2 separate regions of the Homo sapiens genome follow, and region 1 is linked to region 2. A link is an interaction called in ENCODE POLR2A ChIA-PET data of the cell type or tissue named here. Cell type or tissue: IMR-90. All regions are shown on one strand. Links, peaks and the distances in the headings refer to the core of each region. The heading gives the core; the rest is flanking DNA.

The links. ChIA-PET counts read pairs that join two places held together with the same protein. Peaks named below come from ENCODE experiments on the same cell type or tissue, not always from the same donor. Only the 100,000 strongest peaks of a DNase experiment are listed, where the experiment ranks them.
Region 1: POLR2A ChIA-PET joins it to region 2 with 9 read pairs; 4 of 35 experiments call an interaction of 5 or more read pairs at or near these places.

What each region holds. Positions count from the first base shown.
Region 1 is chr15:52,649,145-52,655,013 of GRCh38, reverse strand. The region is part of intron 2 of ATOSA (atos homolog A); the gene reads left to right. Among named protein-coding and RNA genes, the nearest start is that of ATOSA, 27 kb to the left of the region's middle. In IMR-90, for the core only: no CTCF peak of the experiment used is centred there; DNase peaks (open chromatin) are centred at 1,463, 1,833 and 2,883; H3K4me3 peaks cover 302 bases; H3K27ac peaks cover 523 bases.
Region 2 is chr15:52,430,246-52,436,114 of GRCh38, reverse strand. MYO5A (myosin VA) reads left to right here. Exons shown (of 42, transcript NM_001382347.1): 2 at 2,830-2,940. Among named protein-coding and RNA genes, the nearest start is that of MYO5A, 96 kb to the left of the region's middle. In IMR-90, for the core only: no CTCF peak of the experiment used is centred there; no DNase peak of the experiment used is centred there.

The DNA of each region.
Region 1 (5,869 bases), core at 1,267-5,266, 220 kb before region 2:
TACGTAAAGAGATTAGCATCATGCCTGGCCCATGGGCCAGTAGGTAGTGGCTATTTAATATATATATATGATACATATATTTAGTAATTATTTAATATGCGTATATGTGTAGTAGCCATTTGAACATTACCTTTGAGGGGTTCTTTTTTTCTATCTGCAATACTTTTTTTGTTTAGAAAGTCTCAAAGATAGCATGTTATCTCTTAAAGTATCTTACTATCGGTAGATCTCAATTATTTCTGCTAACAGAAAACATAGATGATCTGAAATAGTTATTTGAAATTTTCCCATTTTATATTTGGAAAACATAGTTTTGTTTTTAAAACTTTTGTAAAAGATCTACTATCCTATTTGTTTCCCTACAGGAGCATGGTATGTTTCCTGAACTGTCCATTTAGAGAACATACTTAACGACCATGCTAAGTGTGTTCCGGAGGAGCAGGGGAAGGAGGTTTGTTGTGATTGGGGATTGAGAACTGAGAATCTGGGACTAACACTTGTGTATAATTTCATGTTATTCAGATTCTTAGTTTGTAGTCTTGAGATTTACAAAGTAGATAATGCGCCATCATTTTATAGCATACTCATTATTTAGTTTTGTGTACCAAGATGAGCAAACTGGGGAAAAGCAAACTTTTTTCAAAAATGTATGAAGTGCTGTTCTGAAATTTATTGGAAAACTAGCAGCATAGAGGGGAGCATTTCACTAAATAAAATTCTGTCTCAGTTGGATTTAAGTTTTTAAGGTGGCACATCTATTTGGAGTGTCTTTTATCATTTATAATTACATGTTGTGACTAAATACATTTAATGTTTTTTCTGTAAATTCTCTTTTTATATGACATCAATAGATTTATATTATAGATATATCACTACCCTTTAATTTTAAAGTTTAAGGATTATAACTGAAAGGAACTATTCCAAAACAACCCTGGGATTATATATTATAGGAGATAGGAAAAGGTTAATTTTGAAATATAAATTTATTAATCCAAAAAATTTTTAAATTTGATTTCCTTTAACTTCTAGTTGTGACTTGTAAATTTTAGATCTAACTTCCTTATTTAAACAATGAAGATGGTCAAATAAGATGTTCTACTTGCACTAGTCACCTCCCATGATTGTGAAATCAAATCAAATATTGTATAAAAATATAAATGGGGCATGGTGCTAGGTAAACAATTAAGTAGACATAGTACCTACGTTTTAAGCACTTACAGTGTGTTGGAGGAGACTGTCATTAAACCAGTCATTTTGTAAACAGTCTTTCTACATTCTGTGCAGTAAGTGTTAACGAAAAAGTACAGTGGGCCTGTGACTAGTCTTGGATTAGGAAGTTGTACAGATGAGGAAACTGAAGCTCATAATGGTATAATAATCTTATATGTGGTCTCGCTGTTAGTAAATGGCAGATTCATGTTTTGAACACAGCTTGGCCTACCTCCAAATTCCTTACTGTCTCTACCATGCCATTCTTTCTCTGAGTCACCTACCTCAGGCTTATTGTGTTTCCAAGCACGTCTTGTTATTTCTCAGGGGGCTTAGCAGCTCTCCCTCTGGCTAAGTATGGAACCGGTGATCAGATTCTTTAATGAGATTTCTTTAAAGCAATAAGCCTCTTCCGGGTTGTATTTCTTCTGTACTATAGAACTCCAGGAATCCTAGAAGCTTCTTCAGGGGTAGAAATCTTGTGGATTCTGGGTCTGATATGAAATTGCATGCTATTTGTGGCTTCTCACTTAAAAATAGCCTCATAGTGCTCATGGGGCACTTTAGTAACTCCAACACTTCCATCAGACTCCACTCCCTAACCCCAAGACACTCAAGATAAACAAAGATCTGAGTAATAAACGGCATGCTTCTGCTGCGGCCTCAGCCTACTCCCACAAACCTTTCCTGTATGGAAATCCTAGAGCCACCACTGATAATGCATTTTATAGGAAGAATGCAAATAAAGAGTTCCATTGCTTTAAACGTTTGAACCACCATCCTAGTTGATGCGACGTTCAGGGGAAATATTTCTAAAATGAGAAATTTTTATAATTCATCACATCTGTTCATCCCCTACTACCTTCATTGATTCTCCCAAACAGCTTTGTAAGCTGGGGAGGGATTTTTGCTGTTAAAGTTTGTGGAGACAGTATGAACTGGTAAACTGAAGCCCAGTACTTGAAACCTGAAAAAAAGTCTATACTTCTATATCTCTGGGTAATTTTATGATAGCAAAAAGTAAATGAATTTAAGCTAAACGTCATTGTTCTATGTATCCAGAGACATTTTACCACAAATACCTAGTTAAATCTTGTATTGTCAGAGATTACTAAGTAACTGATAATTTTTCCTTTCTGAATCTTTTTCTAGTCAGTCTGGTAACCTGTTTCTTTAGTCCTCTTAAAAGGTACTGCATGCATTTGAGGAGAGACCATTTCAGGACCTATCCCATTTTAAATATGTAACAGGTTGTGCTTTTCTAGGAATTTGTGAAGTTTGTTGTAAAATACTTTATATAAAGTTCCAGGTATATGAAGGTTGACAATGCTTTATTCTGATTGTTGTAAATTTTTGTATTTATACATTTTCAGAGGGTTTCACTTGGTAGAACCTGATTTAATTTAGATGTGAAGTAACTGATTCCTTCCACAACCCTTCTTTGTCTTCAGTTTATGTGCATCACTAACTGAAATAAATTTTTGTCTTACGAATTTCTCTGTTTTAAAAGCAACTGAAGAAACACATTTCAGGGGCAAACGCTAGAATACTTTGCCATTATCAGTCTACTGTTCTTTCCTTTCAAGTTGCCTAAACACAGCTGAGTTTGTAAGACGAGCAAAGAAAACATGACAGTGCTGCCAAGTAGACAGGAAGCTGTAGTGGACCTAGCGAGCAGGGGAGGTTGAGCACACCCTCTGTCCAATCAGCTGTGAGTGCTGTTGCTATGTGCGCTCTTACTCTGCTGCCTTTGTGAAAAACCTTACACGGAGGGAAGCGGGATCAGCACCCAACGCTGAACATTTGTTTTAACCGCTGCAGACATCTGGATCCCTCAGTTACTGATAGTATAGCTATTGATAGCCAGAAGGCAACTTCCTTTATACAAGGATTCCAGTATGGTTTTCAGTGGAAACAAAGGGCTTCACAGAGAAGGTGTGTAGTGAAGTGTTTTTTAACGGCTTTATTTTTAAGCTTCCAATTTTCTGTAGCTGTTTACCAGTTGGCTGTGGTGCTTGCTTTGCATGGATTTTTAATAAATAGGTCTAGGAAAATTATCTCACTTTGAAAACCATTGAACTTAGAGAATTTTCTTTAGCTTCATATAGCCTGTTTTCTTTGAACAGCAGTACTGAAAAGATTATTAAAATGCTGAACTGAACAATGAGTAGGAAGAAAAGAAACCAAGTACAATGTGCTCACTTTAATGGGGAAAAAATGTGATAGAAATGAGAATACAGGGAAGAGAATGTGCATTAGCCAGAAGCATTAACTGTATGTGGGGGCAGGAGGTATTTTTTAAATTAAAGCTGTTAAGACAAATGTATTTTAAATAAGCTGCATATTTTTAATTGAATTCATGTTTCTGAATTTGACAAAGATTGTCAGAATTTAACTAAGTGAGATTTTTGACATAGTTTAAGGAATTGGTGTGCCAAAATCTTTTTATAAAGCATTTCTGAAAATCCTACCTCAAATTGTGCAATCTCTTAATTATTTAATCCATTGACTAGTTCTGTGCAGTTCAGATAAAGCATCATAATTCAACCGCAAAGTCAGTGTAGTGTTCTATTAAACATCCATATAGAAAACTGAAGGATAAGGGATTTTGAAGACAACATACAAGGTTAAACTAGTATTTTAAAATTGAAGTAGGCCTCCTAAATGTAATAATTGCATATCTGACTTAGTTAATACTTCAAATATAGTCAAATCTTATTAAACTGTACTAATATAATATATGTGATAATTGAACAGAGTGTAGGTTACCATTTGTTTATATAGGATCTGGAAAAATTGGTCTGTTCAACAGATTATAGGAAAGTTTTAAAGTGTTTTAATAAACAAAAGGTCTTTTTGTATCTTTCTCAAATACTGTGAAATTAAAGTTTACATATGTGATTTAGCTAATGGTTCTTTTAATTAAAGCAGAGCAGACTAATTAGCATATTGCCCATTTTACGAAGGATCCGTATTGAGCTAATAACCGGCTTTTCCTTTGCTTTTTCGTTTTACATGGCTAAGTGGCCTTTAGTTCACTCAGTGATGTATGTCTGATGAGTAAAGTCAGTATAAGCTCAGAGTTAATATTAGGGCTTTGTTATCTCTACAAACTATATAGTTTGGAATAGGATGGGTTTTGTTGTTGTTCTTTTCAAAAAATACCTGTCATTAGAAAGTCTTAACAGTGTTAGCATTTCTGGTAAGGAGAGATATTTCTTTTCTTTAAAGAGAACTCAAAATATTATCCCATGCTTTTGTGCCCTTTGCTGATCTTTGTAACAATACTATGTATATAACATTTGTATTAAAAAGATGTCTAATAATTGGTGAAAATTTACAAAATAGTCCTTAAAGATTAAAAAAATGTTTTACGTAGACCTACATGTGGCTGAAGTTTAAAAGACTGGCATTTCTTAGATTTTCAAGTTTGTAAGGTGCAGCCAAAAACTTGAATTTGATAGAAGTTATAAAAATTATAGCAAAATAAAGTTATATTATTTGGACTTGGTGGCCTCCACAATATAAAGCACTCACTTCAAGAAGAGCAGCTGTGTGTAGAAGGGGTAGGGGTATGAAAGGGAGTTTGGAGTGAGAGGCAGACACAGGCAGAGAGGACTCAAGTTTGTTAAATATGACTAACCACATGAAAGTCAATCTAGCAATTTTCATTTTTTAGCTGTAACTCTTATGAATTACTAATTTTATTTTCTAATTATAGAACCATAAAAACCAAAGTTTTGTTTAAATTGATTTGCTACCCATTTTATGTTGGTTTATTTCATAAAAATTAATAGAGCCTCCAAGAGAAAGGCTATTTCTCATTCATATGCTGCAAAAGATGGGGGAACATGAAATTGTAAGAAAGTTGAGTGTACTGCTGTGTCACACAGAGGCTTTGCCATTGTGTTCAGGAGGAATATTATTGGCAGAATTCCAGACATTATTGCTGGGCTTAGCACCTAAAAATGTTTTATATACTGGAGCATCTGAAAGTTCCTATTCAGTAGCAGAACTTCAGGGTAGTTGAGGTTTATAATCTAGTCAGTTATAATAACATTGCTAGCATATTTCAGTTTTTTGGATTTGTCTATTATTTGACAATATAATTTTTATTGTCTTTGTCTATGTCATATCTTTAAATTGGCTATTGTTTTGTGCTTATGGAAAAATACTTTAATTCTCAAAAACAGTGATTTCTTTTTTGTTTTTGCCTCTTTATAAGGAATAGCAAATAGAAGTGCTAGTATTTACTAGATGCAGTGATTGCTACAGTTGGTTTTAAGTAAAACAGATTGTTTTTGATTATTTTGAAATCAGGCAATAATATATAATGCTGTTTACAGTTCTTTAAAAAATATGTAACTTAAAAACTCAGATTGGGAAGGGGTAACAATCTGAGTTTTTCTTTTTCTCTAAGTGTTCTGTGAAAATCTTTTTTTAAGTCGTTCCTACTTCAGGTATTATCACAAATGTTTGATTTCTATATGTATGCCTTAAGTGATATATGACACATTTTTTTCCTTGACTCTTCCTTGCGGAAATTTCATTACTTGTTCATAGTTTGAATCTAAGAAATATTTGCTTTTCATAGTCAGCAGGGCCAAAACTTTGGTCTTGACAACTTTTTGTCAGGCATTTTCACATATCGACAGTGTTT
Region 2 (5,869 bases), core at 827-4,826:
CTCTACTAAAAATACAACAACAACAAAAAAGTAGCCAGGTGTGGTGGCAGGCACCTGTAATCCCAGCTACTTGGGAGGCTGAGGCAGGAGAATCGCTTGAACCCCAGAAGCGGAGGCTGCAATGAGCCGAGATCATGCCATTGCACTCCAACCTGGGCAACAAGAGGAAAACTCTGTGTCAGAAAAACAGAAAACAAAAAAACTGTGATGGCTATTTGTCCTACTGTTTTCTTGTTAAAATGTCCTTTATTTTGTAAAACGATGGTGATATTAGACAGTAAATTGGTATTTATGTTGCCTCTGCTGAGTGTGAGGGCTTTAGCCTCTACTTGTCTGTAAGTGCTGCCAATAATTAATGGTTTTATAATCTTACTTGTCAAGACTAAAAGTTAGTTAATAACCTTATATCAGTCCCCAAACTTTAAGTAAAAAATTTTACCAGCCATGAAATCTAGTAGTTTGGAAACTATGGCAATATACCACAGCAGCTTCCCAATAGGAAGGCTTGAAAATATTTGTCAGTAAAGAGGTTAACATAGGCTGGGCATGGTGGCTCATGCCTGTAATCCCAGCACCTTGAGAGGCCAAGGCGGGTGGATCATGAGGTCAGGAGATCGAGACCATCCTGGCTAACACGGTGAAACCCTGTCTCTACTAAAAATAGAAAAAAATTAGCTGGGTGTGGTGGCATGTGCCTATAGTCCCAGCTGCTCGGGAGGCCGAGGCAGGAGAATCACTTGAACCCAGGAGGCGGAGGTTGCAGTGAGCCGAGATCGTGCCACTGCACTCCAGCCTGGGTGACAGAGTGACAGAGTGAGACTCCGTCTCAAAAAAAAAAAAAAAAAAAAAGAGGTTAACGTAATATCCAGGACAGTGGCATGGCATGCTGAAATGTTTTTCTTAATTTAAATTATCTTGAATCTCAGATCTACCTGTACTTTCGTTCACCCACTTTCTTTTCGCTTTCTCCTATCTGTAAGTTCATCACTGGGTCATATAAATTTCTCTTGTACTTGGGAATGACCTTGTTACAAGCTTCCAGAACTTTGTGCCCAGTACTTAGAATAGTCATTACATTATCACAGTTCTTTGGGAAGTTGCCCCATATTTAACATACTCAAATCCAAATGCTCCTTCTCAAAGCTCCAAGTAAATTAGTACCCTGATTATTGTTAAAAATGAAATCTAGAGGTGAATTTACATGAAATGAGGATACAGATACAGGCCAGAGACCGGGTTCAGTCTGGCCCATGCCAGCCATGATTGATTGTGTCATGTCTTTCCCTTGCTGGCTGAATCTAGGATTCCTGTTTTCATATGTGATTTGTTCATGAAAATGGGCATTTAGGTTTAGTGTATGTGTGTTTTAAAGGGAAATTTCTTCCCAGAGAGTCCAAGCACATAAAAACACTTCTTCAATGTGGTATTCGAAAGATTTGTGCATGTTAGTATATTTTGTTCTTTTTCTTCAAAATTGACCACATAATCTTCTGGCTTATGTCCAGGGAGTATCTAGTTGAGGCAAAATATTTGCTGCTTTGGGAATCCCTGATGATTACCATGCCTTTTTCATGATGTTGAGGCTACAGGAGCTAAGCTTATTAGTGACTGGCTGTGCCATTTTTACCATTTCCCACTCATCTTTATAAAATAATGAAGGCAAAATGCTGAACAACCGTGTTTCTTCAGTTTTAAAAAATCTGTTATTTTTATTCTCCTCTTCTCCCTACTGTGATGGCTCCTGAAGGATGTCTGAGAAATCACTAAGGCTTTGCAGAGCACAGGATGCAAACCACCATAAAAAAATCCAAATTGTGGGCCGGGCACGGTGGCTCATGACTGTAATCCCAGCACTTTGGGAGGCTGAGGCAGGTGGGTCACGAGGTCAGGGGTTCGAGACCAGCCTGGCCAACATGGTGAAACCCCGTCTCTACTAAAAATACAAAAATTAGCTGGGCACAGTGGCACATGCCTGTAGTCCCAGCTACTCGTGAGGCTGAGGCAGGAGAATCACTTGAACCCGGGAGGCAGAGGTGGCAGTGAGCCGAAATCGTGCCACTGCACTCCAGCCTGGGCAACAGAGCGAGACTGTATCTCAAAAAAAAAAAAAAAAAAGAAAAAGAAAGAACAAAAAAATCCAAATTGTAAACCCAGCCATAAAAAGATGGCAGTGCTGTTGAAACTGGCAGAACCACAACACCATAGCTTCAAAAATAGATCTTATGTGTACATTTTAACCTAAAATTATACTTTCAGGTGGCATTTACTGTGTAAAGCAAAGTCAAGCTTTGATCATAACTGTTTTTTCAGAGCACACTTTTTATATAATTTGGGAATGGTGGTGCTATGAGAGCTAAAATATTTTTTGTTTACTAATTTAAAAAGTAAATTTCAGCTGGACGTGGTGGCTCACACCTGTAATCCCAGCACTTTGGGAGGCTGAGGCGGGTGGATCACCTGAGGTCAGGAGTTTGGAGACCAGCTTGGCCAATATGGCGAAACTCCATCTTTATTAAAAACAAAAAAATTAGCTGAGTGTGGTGGCAGGCGCCTGTAATTCCAGCTACTCAGGAGGCTGAGGCAGGAGAATTGCTTGAACCCAGGAGGCAGAGGTTGCTGTGAGCTGAGATCATGCCACTGTACTCCAGCCTGGGCAACAAGAGCTTAACTCTGTCTCAAAAAAAAAAAAAAAAAAAAAAAAGTGAATTTCATGTTGGCCAAGATTTCTTTTTTCATAAATTGTTTAATTATAAATAGTTATCATATGTTTATATATGATTGTAAAATAATTGATTTGCTAGTTTAAATTTTTTTCTTTTTGTCTTCTAGTTTGCCAGGGTTTGGATACCTGATCCAGAGGAAGTCTGGAAGTCAGCAGAGCTGCTCAAAGATTATAAGCCAGGAGATAAAGTCCTCCTGCTTCACCTCGAGGAAGGAAAGGTGAGATCTCACTTTCATTTGTTGTCATTGGCATAAAGTGAAGGGAGTTCAAAAGTGTAAATTTACTGTGAAGTAAACTCCCAATGGAAGTTAAATTTTGAACTTACCTAGAATTTTTACTTACTAAATTGGTAAAAATGGCAAACTCAGTTTTCTATCCTGATAGTGTTTTTAATGGCATAGATTAGTGAAAATAGCAGATACTTTAAAAAGCTTCTATTTTGGCCTGTGAATTTATTATGATTATCAGGTTTAGATTCACATCTAATCCTAAAACTCTTGCATTTAACTGGTGTGCTATGGGGAGTGCTTGTAGTGTTTTTAAAAAGAGGCATGGTGCCAGGTCTTAGAGGAGACTCATTGGTGGCAGCATGGAGAGCAAAACTGAGGGGAAGATACTAGTTGGGAGGAAGGCGGGGAAGAATTAGGCCAATTAGGAGGGCTTTTAATACCAAACTAGGGAATTAACTTATTTAACATTTATTGGTCATCTGCTTTGTTAGGCAAAATGTTCGGCACTTTGGAGTGAATTTTCTCACGTTAAATTTCACACCAACCCTATGGGTTGGCAGGTGATATAATCACTATTTTCCAAATAAGAAAGCCAAACTTCAAAGTCATTAAGTAGTTTTGCTCAAGGTCACACAGCCAGGAAGTGGCTTTTGGAATTTGAAGTGAGATTTGAACACAGATGACTCTAAGATGAGTGCTTATACTATTTGACTATATTGGATTTTTGCAGATTGCTGGCCATGACCAGTTGCTTAAGGTGATGTCTGCCATGTTATCCACTGTAAAGTTACTGTTTTCCCTTTGTAATTAATGAATGTCATTGTGTTGGGGCAGATGCTTTGAGGCCACTCATATATCCTGCTTCTCCTTAAACTTTTCCTGCTAATATTTGCCCAGTGTTCATTACTGTGTCTTGCCTGCAGCAAATATCGTTGTGTTCTAGTGGTGATTCTCCATTTCTTTCCTTCCTTCTATACTTATTAACTAGAATTCTTCTATAGGGAAGGAAGTATTGTTTCTCCTCTCCCATTTATTTATTACTTTAATCATTTATTTATTATGGGCTCATGGGTATTTCTTTTATTCTTCATTACTATCATTATTTATTTTATCAATTAAATTGTTCCAGCTTTGGTCATTGAGATCTCTCTTAGATTGGGTCCTTTGACTTTTTTGACAGGTCCCTATCCTTTTTTATTTTTTTTTGAGGCAGGGTCTCACTTTGTCACCCAGGCTAGAGTGCAGTGGCTTGATCATGCCTCCCAGGCTCAGCCTCCCTCCCTAGTGGCTGGAACCACAGGCATGAGCCACCATGCCTGGCTAATTTTTAAATTTTTTTAGTAGAGATGGAGTCTCAATATGTTGCCCAGGCTAGTCTCGAACTCCTGAGCTCAAGCAGTCCTCCCACCTCGGTCTCCTGAAGTGCTGGGATTATAGGCATGAGCCACTGTGCCTGGCTTATTTTTTTTTTTTTTTTTAGATATAGCACTTCTCCTGGTACCCTAAGATACTTACCCTGTATTTCCCCTTTCCCAGCCCTGTTACCTTATATTGGAGGATAGTATTTGACAGCCAAGATCTGAGCACTAGGTGTGCTCATTGCTATTGAGATGACACCACTTCTCAGCCCTCTTAGCATAGAGAGCTAGAAAAATATATACATGGATGGATAGATAGATACTAATATGTATGCATACTATACTAATGTATACTCAACCATCTATACTTACTTTATGTCTATGTTTACATATGTATGTATGTGTTTGTATGTATGTATTTTATATATATAATGTGTTTTTAGAGATGGTTGTCTTGCTATGTTGCCCAGGCTAGTCTTGAACTGCTGGGCTCAAGAAGTCGTTTTACCTCGTCCTCCCAAAGTGCTGGGATTAAAGGCATCAGCTACTGCACTAGACTTTTTTTTTTTTTTTGAGACGGAATTTTGCTCTGTCACCCAGGCTGGAGTATTGTGGTGCAATCTCGGCTCACTGCAGCCTCCACCTCCCGGGTTCAAATGATTCTTGTGCCTCAGCTTCCTGAGTAGCTGGGATTACAGGCGCATGCCACCATGCCTGGCTAATTTTTGTGTTTTTAGTAGAGACAGGATTTTACCATGTTGGCCAGGCGGGTCTCAAACTCCCAACCTCAAGTGATCCACCCACCTCGGCCTCCCAAAGTGCTGGGATTACAGGCATGAGCCACTGCACCCAGCCTTGACTTTTTTTAAAAAAAATAAAACCCGTGAGTTAATAGGGATCCTTTTTTCTCCAGTCCAATGCCACCAGGTTCATTCTATTATTCTTCCTTTGATTATGTGTACTATAACTTCTCTTTTTGGTTTTCATTAGCTATATTACTTATTCATTATAGACATAAAGTTATTTCAGAATTGCTAATCCATACCCTATTATAAGAAGCAGATTTGCCAACCAGAGTACAGTGTCTATGTTTAATTTTATTAATCCTTAGTATTTTTTAAAAATCTAGAAATAGAATGATACATACCTTTAATAAAAGCAAGACTAGGGACAGGGGTCAAACAAGAAGAACAGACATTATAAAATTCCTGAACTATTCAAGAATCATTCTCTTTTTAGAAACTATAGTCACTTAGGGTCCTAGAATAAAATAGAGAAAGCATGGCTTTTGTAATAGTAGAAGAGTATATTTATTTAATGATGTCCAGTGATTCCAGAGGAGCAGTTTATGTCCATTTAAAGCCTAACTCCAAGAAGGAAATTTCTGTGAAGATGTTACAGATCTTCTCTACCTTTCAAATTAGTGTCTTCTCTAATATTTCAATTTCAGCTTCTCCCCACACTAGCCACAAACAACCCCACCCTGTAATGAAGACTGAGGAAAGAGCTCTGGGTTGCCCTTCTGCCATTCTGGAGTCTCCTGGCTAATACCAGAACAG